2 separate regions of the Homo sapiens genome follow, and region 1 is linked to region 2. The links are chromatin contacts, found by Hi-C in ENCODE. All regions are on one chromosome and are shown on one strand. The core of a region is the stretch at or near the end of the contact, and the rest is flanking DNA. Distances in the headings are between cores, read along the strand shown. Region 1 holds the start of NLGN4Y (neuroligin 4 Y-linked). Region 2 overlaps UTY (ubiquitously transcribed tetratricopeptide repeat containing, Y-linked).

Region 1 (6,141 bases), core at 2,013-4,512, 1.1 Mb before region 2:
ATTGACTGAATGGTAGCAGAGGGCACAGCAGATGACCTAATTGCCTCAATGGCCTGGGCTTCAATTTCCATTCTCACTTTCTCTAAATGACTGGGCAAAAGCTGTATCTTTGATTTAAAACTTGTAGCTCAGGGGTTTAAGAAATAAAAGGTGGCTATACAGAAGGCACAGTCTGTCTGAAAATCCATTCACATAATTAAGTAGGAGATGAAGACTCTCCTCTGAAAAAGTGTAGTACTCAGACAAAAACAAAAAACAGCAATGGATTTGAACTCAACTGAACATATTTTTCCCATTTAGGAATAGAATACATATTGTTAAAAATCAGAAAGTAGTATAGAAAGAATACATTCTGGTTTACAAACTAAAATTGTGTTGCTTAAACTTGACATTCACATCCTAAGACCGGCTCTCACCATATTTGGAATTTAAGTATATTTTAACCACATACGCCTGTCTTCAGAAGGAGGACATTAAATGACTTAAAATATTTTTATATTGCTACTTCATTTGAATGCAATATTCACAATATTCGCTCAGCAACTTGCATTATTGACAATATTCAAAGTTTTAGGAAAGGTTTGAAGTGTGGAGTACCAATTAAAATGAAAGAATGTTTAAAAAAGGTCATTCGGTCATGCACTTGAATGTTTACTTTTGTGAGATCCTTTTTTGTGGTGTAGAAATAAAAGCACAGTATTCCAAAGAGATTTTAAAGAGACCCCTGCACTTGTGAAAGCAATTCTCTGATGGCGAGTCAGTCAAAAGCTCCTGTCTTTGTGGAGAGACTATAAGCTTTCCACAAATTACTACACACACAAAAATGAAAAAGCCAAATTCACAAATTAAAAACAAATCTGTATGCTTACCATTAGTCTACATTCCAGGCCCAAAACTGTGAACTTTCAAATTCCTTCAAGTCTGCTTGTAAATTTTACAGCATCAAGATAACATAATTATCTACCTTATGCAGCCACTAGTCCCTTACCAAGTATCTGTTATATTCTTAGGTTTGGGTAAAAATCAGCTAGGTTACTGGTTTTAGGGCCTACTGTATATGAAGCATTAGTTTATTTAAATAAAACACAAAGAAAAGAAAAATTCTTTCACCAGAGCAGAAAACATCAAAGCAACTTTAAAATGGTATCCAAGCACAAACATTATTATGAATATGCAATTATCATTCTAGTGTTACACACACACACACACACAAAATCAAGCCTCCGATTTTAATCCACTGATTTAAAACTGATGAAGTAATTTTCCACTTCCTACAATGGCCCTGATTATGTTTTTACATGTCAAAGATACTCTTTAAAAAGACTACATACACACACACACACACACACACACAGACACACATACAGAAATATGGAATGCATGTGTGTGTAGAATGCATTCATTGCATTGTGTAATAAAATACCGGATTTCTAATCTGAGAAAATACATCCTTGCAGAGGTCTCCATGAAATTCCTATATAGCCATCCCCCAACCCCTTAACATTTTGCTCATTTCCACAGGAAAATCTATGCTAAGGATTTGATGGATTACTGCTAACATCTTCACCAGGGCCAACTAAAGGTATGAAATAATTCTCCACTCTCCAAATCTGCCCTCACAAAACTGTAGATTTCTTTGAGATCTGATTTCTCCCAGCTCTGCCATCCTCTAGGAAAAGGCTCAGTGCGTTCATTGAAAGCAATCAGGTCTCTTGTAGTTTCTGCCACTTTGTTTTCATCAAAGTCAGGTGTTTGCACCCTGGCCATTTAATTTCTAGTTGGAGAAGAAAGAAGCTATCCAAGGATTTCTGAAACACGCACTTCTATGTTGCCCGCAGAACGACCACACAAACTGGCAATTCCGGCTTCGTGGGGATAATGAAGTCTCCCTAAACTTCTTATTTTGTTTATTTTTCCTTTTCTTTGCTTTTGCCTCCCTCACATCACAGGAGCGACTGATTCTGAAATGGAAGCTTATGCACACCACCCCACTTTTAAGAAAATATAATGCAACGCGGTCTTATGTAAACCCTACGGGCAATGGATGCCTTCAAAAAGCATAAGATTGGAGTACACAGAGAAAAAAACATCCCCCACTCCCCACACACAAAAAAAATGAACAATAGAAAAATAAAATAAAATAATAAAATAAAAATAATATAAGCCATACTACCACCTTGTGGATTCAGCTCGCAAGGACGTCACCTGCTTAGTTTCAAAACCCCTACCCAACCCCCACCCCAAATTTCTTAATTTGGGTCCAAATGGTAAATCTGGATCCTCCGTCCTTGCTCCGGGCAGTCTCGCCCAAGCCCTGGGCTGAATTCGTGACTTGGGGGCCCAGTGCCCCAGCTAGCTGCAAGCTCGGGCACATCACCAGGCCCAAAATCCCGCCGCCACCTCCTAGTACCCTTCCACGCTGCCTCCTACACCGCCTTCCCCTGCATCCCCGAGATAGCAGCCGCACATACATGAAAAGAGGCCCACACCTGCGGTAAGGTGTGGAAGAAGCCAGAGAAAAGGAAACCGGGAAAAAAAAAGAAAAAAAGAAAAAGCCTTCTCAAGAAGGGGAGGGGTATGATGCGTAGGACATCCTCCGGGTTCACCTCGTTTTCCGAGCGAGACATTTGTTCCCAGGGTGGTCCTAGGCAGGCCTCTGGGGTGCAAGGGTTGCCCTGACGCCCCCGCTCCCGCTCCCGCTCCTCCGGGTACAAAGGGCCCTGTGTCTGGCGGCGACTAGGCTCCAGAACTGTACGCCTGGGCCCGGATTTGCGCGCGGCACGGGGCCTAGATACCGGGGGCGCAAAGCTCGCGACTCGGCTCACTAGACCCCCGCCGAGGGACCCCAACCTACCGGTTCTCCGAGGGGCGAAAGAGCCAGGTCAGGCTGGGAGGCAAGGGGAGGAAAGGGCGTCCAGGAGACCGCCTGAAGGATGAGAGTGTCCCTGGGGTAGATCGGCCTCCTGGAAAACCGCAGGCAGAGAGCGCCACCGCGGAGTGGAAGGCGCAGGCCGGAACCTGAACCTCTTGTCCCACAGCAAGCCCCCAACCCACTCGTCATCTGCAGCCCAGTGGCACCTACCTCCCTCTCCCCACGCCATCCCGGCCCGCGCTTCCGCAGGTCAAGCCAAGCCGCTTCAGGCGCGGGTTGGGTTGCCCCAGCCGTGGCAGTGGGGAGGGGACGGGGCTGAAGTTCACTCTCTCCCTGCTTCGTCTCACAGCCCCTAGCTCACCCGCCACCGTCTCTGCCGCCTCCGACTGTGCTCTTGGCTGATCTTCGCTTTCAGTTCCGCCTAGGGGAGTGGGAGGGAACGGAGCCGAGCTGCGCGGGAATTGGGAGGTGGGAAGCGGGGGAGAAGAGACCAGATGAAATCGGCCCGGGTCAGCAGAGAGCCTTGAGATGGGATGGTGCGGGAGGAAGGAGCGGGTGGTGGTTGCCTTTTCTAGGGCTGTGGGGATGGTGTGCCTATTGGAACGGATTCCTCAGACCCCTCCCCCATCCCTACCTTAGGGACTGGCAGACCCGCAGGCTTAACACTCCTCCGAACCCCCGATGGGAGAAGGGGTGTTCTTAGTGGGCACCGACTAGGGCTCCGGATCACCTGATACCTAGACCAGGGCTCCGGGCGCCTGTCTTTTCGGCTTCCAACTTTTCCGCTCCTCCGGAAAAGCGGGCAGTTCAGAGATGGTGCCGAGGGTGGCAGCGGCAAACCGCCCTGCACCCCCATCTAAGGTCCAGGCCACACTCAAAGGCTTCCGAAGAAGCAAAACCACCAGCTCTACCCCACTTTTGCGGCTTGCCTCACCACTCCCACCCACGTCGTAACCCACACACACGGGAAAGGGGTGCATGGATACCGCTCCCGAGTTTGGAGGAGCAGCACGGAGCTACAGTCATTTCATCTTCACGCGGGGTTTCCAGCGCGCCCCGATCTTTCTCCAGCCCAACCAAGCCATGCCAGGTCTAATCAATCACTTGGATTATTTCGTGCATCCCCCAAGCCTTATCTTATCCGAGGCCAGGAGATGAAGGAAGGGAAAAAAAAATCTCATAATGCAACCCCAACCAAGCTTTATTTCCCCTTTTCTCTCTGGTTAATGGCACCAACCCCCAACCCCAGCCTCCCAAAAGAAGCACCCCAGGCAGTGGTGGTTTTCTTAAAGAAGACGAGGGCTTTGGAGTGGGGAGAAAAGAGAAGAAAAGCCTTCCATGCTCACAGTTTGCAGAAGTCCTCCTGCTTTCGCCATCTCCAGCCCTGGCCTTTTCCCTCCTTTTCCCCTGTACTGCATGTATGTGTGTGTGTGTACATATATATATGTGTGTGTGTATGTGTACACTCACAAACTCACACATACGCATATATATGTCTGTGTGTATATATATATATATTTTTCCCCTCCTTTCCCCGCCACAGTCTTCCTTTAATTTGTATGGAAGGCAGCGCTACTTTTTAAACACACCGCACATGGCCCCAGAGCTGTTCAAACAGCTGATTGCAGCAAAATGCTTCCAAACAACATTGGTGGTCTGCATTTTTATTTTTAAGTGAAAATAAAACCAAATGTTCCTGTGGAGAGATTGCATGTAAAAGCCATACATCGATGTCCACATTCCCATCCACACCAAAGAAATGGAGCGAGACAGATGGGAGAGAGTCCAGCCCAAATTGTCCAATAATAATAATAATAAAAGGAAAAAATAAATAAATATTAGATGAAATGAAGCTCAAATATCGCCAGTGAGGCTTTCCCTCCTTTGCTGGAGAGCCACTGCAAGTCAAATTGTTTAAACGGCTTTTTAAAATAAGGATAATAATATGCGAAAGACACGTCTTAAAACTGCACCTACCTTAGCTGTGGAAGACCTGCATCGCCGTTAAGAGTTCTTTTTACACATCCAAATTTTTCTAAGGAACCTGAAACGCAGTATGATTCAGGAGGATGTATTGAAAGCCCAGGCGCCTTCCCCTTCGGGAACCCCCCAACTAGATTCGCTCATCCAGAGGAATGCAAGAGCCACCAACATTGCCGGGTTTGGAGGAAATTCATTGTTTCTGCTGTCAATAGTGTGTCCCCGGGCAGAACAAGCATTACAATTGAAGCAGGAAAGGCCGAGCTAGTGGCTGAATAAGAGCTCTGTACTAACAGACAGAGATGGGAGAAAGATGTCTCTGCAAGAAAAAGAGAGCTAGGGGAGAGAGGTCCTTCTGCTTCCGGCGCTCTCCTTCTGCCATTGGACCAAAATGAATGAAATTTACAAACCCAGCAGCCAATAGATCTCCAGAGTCGTCCCAATCGCTACAAAACCCACGTCCACAGCTACAACCTCATGCAAAGAGCAACTAATCCCAGTGCAAACCAGCTGTAACAGAGAGATCCTGGGAACCCTGGAGATAGAGCAGGGTACCCAGATGCGCACAGCAAACCTTCTTCCTCTTTGCTTTTTTAGGAATCTCTAGGTACTCTCCACACCAAACATGATGTCGTATATGCAGACATCTTTAACTGTTTAAGGTCACAGTCTCCAGCAGTCCCTATGTCTGCGTTATTGTGAGTCAATTGGGAAGCAATGATATTAAAAAAAATTTTAAGAGCAGCGAAAATTGGAATACAGCTCTGTAAAGTACAGGAGCTTTTTATGCCGAGGTTATGGTTGAAAGAGGATGAATGAAGGCTTTTTGTTTACTTCTATTGTTATAATTTCATGATTTGGATAAAATATAGGAGGTGTGCTTACCAAGAGGCAGTTGTTTCTAAATACTCCTCATTTCCCAGGTCCAGGAGGTTATCTTTCCCAGGGAGTTTCAAGTTGCAGGGGGCGAGGAGGAGGGTGTGACCCCTGTATTTAAAATTGGGTTGGAGAAAGTTGGCTTGAAATTGACAATGCTTAAAGTTCCCAGTATTTAAAGTTGGCTTCAAGAAAGTTGGATTTAAATTGGCAATGCAAAGATCAGAGTACATCATAGAATGTTGTGGCAATGAACACAGATTCTAAAATGAGATTGCTTGGGTTTAAGTTGCATGTGACCTTAGGAATGAATTTTAATATTCGCCTCCATTTCTGCATCTGTAAAATGGAACAGATAATCTCCATGTAATATTGTCATATTGATTAGCTGAGCTAGTGTGTGGGGCCTGCTT
Region 2 (5,428 bases), core at 1,795-4,294:
TCCTTTAATTTGGAAAATAAGATGGGGAGGCCTTCCAAACAGAATTTCATAGGGTGAGTATCCAGTTTGCTTGTTTGGGGTGCATGTGATTCAAAGGAGAACCATGGACAGAGCCAGATCCCACTTTAGGTGGGTTTCTTGACAGAACTTTTTAAACAGTTGCTTTATTGTCCGGTTCATCCTTTCAACTTGTCCTGAACTCTGGGGATGGTGCGCAGTGTGCAGCTTCCATCTTGTTTTAATAATTGGGATAAGTTTTGAACAACTTCAGCGACAAATGTTGGGTCATTATCTGACCCGATAGTCAAAGGCACCCCAAACCTGGGGATAATATGTGCTAGTAATGCCCACGTTACTTCTTGGGCCTTTTCAGATTGGGTGGGGAAAGCTACTCACCCAGGATAGGTGCATACAAAGACCAATAAATACTTTAGTCCTCTTACATGGGGTAACTAAGTAAAATCTACCATCGGGTTCTCATGGGGTTGAGCCTAGTTGTATTCTAAAGGTAATGGTTTTGGGAAAAGAGGTAACTTACATTAAAGCTTCTTCCTGTGGTGCGGTTGCCATAGCTGCCTGCCTTGCTTGTCTGTCTGCCTATTTCCTATGGATTTATAGGACCCATCTGTTTGATGACCTTTGCAATGTATAATGGCCACCTTTTTAGGTGCCCAAACAGCATCTAAGAGTTGCGGGATCTCCTTTTTATTTTTGACTTCTTTTCCTGCAGCTGTTAGAAGTCTTCTGTCTTTATAGATGTCTCCATGAGCATAGAGGGTAGCAAAAGCATATTTAGAATCAATATAGATATTAACTATCCTCCCTTTTGCTGGTAATAAGGCTCTTGTTAAAGCAATCAGCTCAGCCTTTTGAGCAGAGGATCTAGTTGGCAGTGACTGTGCTTCTACTACTGTTCCCTCACCTGACTTAAAATCATTTATCACTACTGCATACCTGGCTCTGTAAACTCCGTCTGAAATGAAGCTGCTACATCTGTTAAATAGTCTAGGTCTGAGTTTTCAAAAGGCTGATCTTTTAAGTCTTTCCTGCTTGAAAACACTTTATCTACTACATCCTTACAACAATGTGATGGGAATTCTTTTGATTCTTCTGTAGGCAGCAAGGTAGCTGGATTTAGGGTATTCCCTATTTCTACAGTTATATTAGGATTTTCAAGTAACAGTCTTTGATATTTAGCAATTCTTGGATAGACAACCAGTGATTCCCCCTCTGGTCTAACAGGGTTATTACGGTGTGTGGCACCTGAAAGTTAACTTCTGTCCTAGTGTTAATTTGCCAGCCTCCTGGGCCAGCAAGGTAGTTGCCGTTAACTGCTTTAAAGCAGTGTGTCCAGCCTAATGCCACTGTGTCTAGTTGTTTAGATAAATAGGCCACAGGTCTATGCCATGATCCTAGCATTTGTGTTAAAATTCCTACTACTGTCCCTGTTCTTTCATCCACGTAGAAGAAGAAAGGTTTAGTCTGATCTGGGAGCCTATGTTAAGGCCTTTTTGATTTTTTTTAATGCTTTTGCTTGATCCGTCTCCCAGAAGAGGGACTCTTTCTTAACCCCCTTTGTAGCTTTATATAGAGCCTCAGCTAAAAGTGAGAAACTTGGGATCCAAATGCGGCAGAACCCTGCTGCACCTAAGAATTCTGATTTGGCGCCCTGTGGTACCTGTAGGGAGTGTACACATGGCCTCTTTCCGCTCACTACCAAGCTTCTTTTGTCCTTTGCTTATTATAAAACCTAAATATTTAACTTTAGGACAACAGATGCAAACCTTTTTTTTTTTTTTCTGAAATTTTATATCCAGCATTCATTAAGACACTGAGGAGTTCCTCCATGCCTCTTTGGCAATCCTTCTAATTTTTGGAGCTTTTTTTTTGATGTCACTTTGTGACTGGCTAACGAAGGCAGTATTTACCATTTTCTGGTTATCAGCTGCCTGTGGGTCAGATGTAGAGCCAGTAGGTTTCACACAGCTGCTCTTAGAACTGGCTGGGACTCTGATCGGGCTTTTGGAGGACTTCTGAAACTTTTCCTATGTTCATTGCTTTTCTTCCCTCTGACTTTACCCCATTTAGGAGTGCATCCACATACCTCTGTAGGCATTCTAAATGATCAGGGTTGTTTGGGACCCAATTTGGATCAGTGTCAGGGAACTGAGCTTCCGCATACTGCCTGGAATCATTTATGCATTCAGGGGCATTGTTTTCTAGCCATTGGAGGGCTGCTTGCACCACTCTGTGCCTTCCTTCTGTGCTAAATAAACTACTAATAATTGCTGATAGTCTGGCCAGGTAGGACTATGAGTCGAAAAGATTATTCTCGTATCAATTATTGCTTGTGGCTTTTCTGTGTATGATGGGTTATGATGTTTCCAGTTTAAAAGGTCAGTAGTGGAGAAGGGGAGATAAGAGTAAGTTTGTTCTCCACCTTGTACCCTTGATCATCAAGGTAGATTTGTGCCCACGTCTCTCTGAGCGGCATTTGCAGAGCTCGGGAACCACTGGACCTAAGACGCCCTGCCCTGCCTCTTCATCCTGTTTTTCCCTCCTAGTCTTAGGTGGCAAGGATGCAGCTTCTTCCTGCTGTGGAGATGCCCCGCTACTTTCTGAGCTTGTTTCTTCAGGAGACAATTGCCCTTCCTCTTATCTGAGCCTTGCTAAGGATGGGTAGAGAAGGGCATATGGAGAAGGATTCTCTAGCTTCTCCAAAGGAGCCTGTAAGATGTGTGTGTGTGTGTGTGTGTGTGTGTGTGTGTGTGTCTCTTTTGCTTCCTAGTTTCCTTCTCTAAAGGCTTGCATGATACTGTCTTTTTGATCCCTTTTGGACCAGTTCGGGCGACTAGGGTCTTACAATATTCAGCCATGCAGATTCCTAGCCATTTAGGGCAATTTTGGATTATATTTAACCAGGAATCAATATATGGAAATTGATCTGGGTGTCCATGCTGATCTGTTGCCCCTGTTATTATTTGAAACACCCTGCTGGTGATTTTCCAAACAAGGGTGCCCTCTGGCGGCCAACCAATGCCCAAACTAGGCTATTCTATTACACAAAGAGTTCTTAACCTTTGGCGGGGGTCAGCTTTACTCCATATTCCCCAGAAAATCCCTCCTTGAAATTCTTTAGCATGCACTCCAAAGGAGTGGGGGTTAATTCCTTAGGTTCTTTTCCTCCCATTTCTTCCCGCACGACGCAATGACCCTCACTTTCATTTCGGACCGATTAGACTGTCTCCCTCGTGGGGGTGTTTCAGACGCCAGACCCCGCTTGACTTTGGAGAGTTTGTTACTCTCTGCCACAATACCTAGACTGTGGGGCCACCTCCCTCAGCTGTATGCGGTAGCCCCAAAGGAAGTTCGCCTCTAGTCGTCCTGGGTCCAACATTTCACTCACAGCATACAGTCCACTCTAACAGACTTGCGGCCCCCACGCTTCACAGCTGATGAGCCTAGTTAGGCTCCCACATTCACACACATTCGTACACAACTCCTGTCCCCAGGACTCCTCATCAGATGAAACGAGTCTGTCTCGTGTCCTGGGTGGGTTCACACGTACCCACACACTCCCAGTTGGGACAGTTCACTCACACTGGTGACTTCACGGTTTCACTTTCTCTTTGCTCCCTCCGGCTCAGCAGGCTCTACCCTGCTGCCGGCTTCAGGGCTGAATGTCACATGAGTGGTGAGGTCCTTTCCTCACCGCCCCCATTCACCTTCTGGGTTAGGCTAATAGACAACCCTTGAGTGGTGATCAGTGCCCCACCCGCCTGGTAGGGCACGATTTGTGTCTGTCCCTGTAAGGCACCCTTTCTTACTCTGTAGGGCCCTCTTTTCTTACCGTGATTCCTTTTCACTGCGCTGAAAGTTGTCTTGCGGTCTCCTTCCTGCGCTATCAGGGGCAGGGCCTTGGGATGTGGGAGAACCCAGCCCTTTTTTGGAAAACTCTTCGGTCGGCGCGCCTAAGAACTGGGTCTCCCCCGACCCCGGGGCCCAAGTCCCACAGTCAAAGGAGACAGTAGCTTGTCCTCTCTCTCCTCTTGTCGAACTCTCCAAAATGTCGCAGTAAAACTCAGCCAAAGAAGACAAAGAGACCTTTGGAGACCAAAAACAACTTTAATTGAGGCACCTGAGCCAGTAGGCTCACGCCCAAAATGGCTGCCGACCCTGACAAAGAATGCAGGCTTGCTTACATGTTGTTTGAGGCGGGAAAACAAGGCAGGATACCGGTTTCAGACAAAGACAGTAAATTATTTAACCTGTGACAATTCTGAGAAAGCTTACAATTTAGTTATCTTGACCAGTCAGGCTCGAAGCTGGACAGAGCTGGGGTAAGGGAAAACAGGAACGACAGGAATGTGCGGGGGGTCTGGAGGCAGGCAATAAGCTTGGAAGGTTGAGATAAGCTCGCAGCTGCAACCTGTTAGCAATGCTGGGAGGGGCTGCTTAAATTTCTTAGCCTATGTATAACTTCTAAATAACCACACTTAATGTTAACTATTATCTATGTTATGTTTATTATTTTCAACTTTATTATTATTTATTTTATTTTATTTTCCTTCCACAGATTCAGGTCCATGCTGTTTTATATGTAGTTGTATAGTTTCCAGCATTTCTCTTGTATTGATTTCTAGTTGTATTCCAGTATGGTCTGAGATGTTATTTCATATAGTTTCATTGTTTAAATATGTATTAGAACTTCTTTGTATCCTGATATGTGGTCTGTCTTGGAGAATGTTCCATGTGCAGATGAAAAGAATGTATGTTCTACAGTTGTTGGATAGAATGTTCTGTAATTTTTTATGTTCATTTGGCCTGAAGTCCAGTTTAAGTCCAATCTTTTTGTTGATTTCTCTAAATGATTTGTTTAATGCTGTGAGTGAGGCGTTGATATCCCTCCCCTACTCTTAATGTATTGAGATATATGTCCCTTTGGGTCTAGTAATATTTGTTTTATGAATCTGAGTGCTGGAGTGATGGGTGCATATATTTAAAATTGTTATATCCTCTGGCTAAATTGATTCTGTTATCATTATAAAATGTCTTTTAATGTGTGTTTTATCCTTTTGACTTGTCTCTTTTATCTGATACAATGATACCTACTCTTGCTCACTTTTGGTTTCTGGTTTTATTGAATATCATTTTCCATGCCATACCTATGTTTATATGAACCTTTCCATGTAAGGTAAATTTCTTGTAAGCAGCAGTTAGTTGGATCATGTTTTAAAATCTCTTCAACCAGTCTTAGGCCAGGCGCACTGGCCTACGTTGGGAGGGCAAGGAGGGTAGATCACTTGAGGCCAGGAGTTTGAGACCAGCCTGGCCAACATGATGAAAACTCATCTCTACTAAAAATGCAAAAATTAGCTGAGTATGGTGGTGCGTGCCTGAGTCCCAGCTACTTGGGAGGCTGAGGCCG

The links. A loop is a pair of places that touch in the nucleus more often than their neighbours do. Pooled maps may share reads with other maps.
Region 1: a map with no recorded cell type shows a loop between it and region 2 (14-fold over the local background). The contact joins the promoter of NLGN4Y here to the enhancer-like site in region 2. A Hi-C loop is called at or near these places in 2 of 37 single-sample maps with no recorded cell type and 4 of 50 pooled maps.

Annotation. Positions count from the first base shown.
Region 1 is chrY:14,521,650-14,527,790 of GRCh38, reverse strand. NLGN4Y (neuroligin 4 Y-linked) reads right to left here and starts at 3,262. Exons shown (of 7, transcript NM_001365588.1): 1 at 3,083-3,262.
Region 2 is chrY:13,434,312-13,439,739 of GRCh38, reverse strand. All of the region lies in intron 4 of UTY (ubiquitously transcribed tetratricopeptide repeat containing, Y-linked), which reads left to right. Among named protein-coding and RNA genes, the nearest start is that of MIR12120, 42 kb to the left of the region's middle. Within about 2 kb of position 3,044, at least 7 of the 41 ENCODE cell types and tissues checked have a DNase peak (open chromatin) inside an H3K27ac peak, as active enhancers do.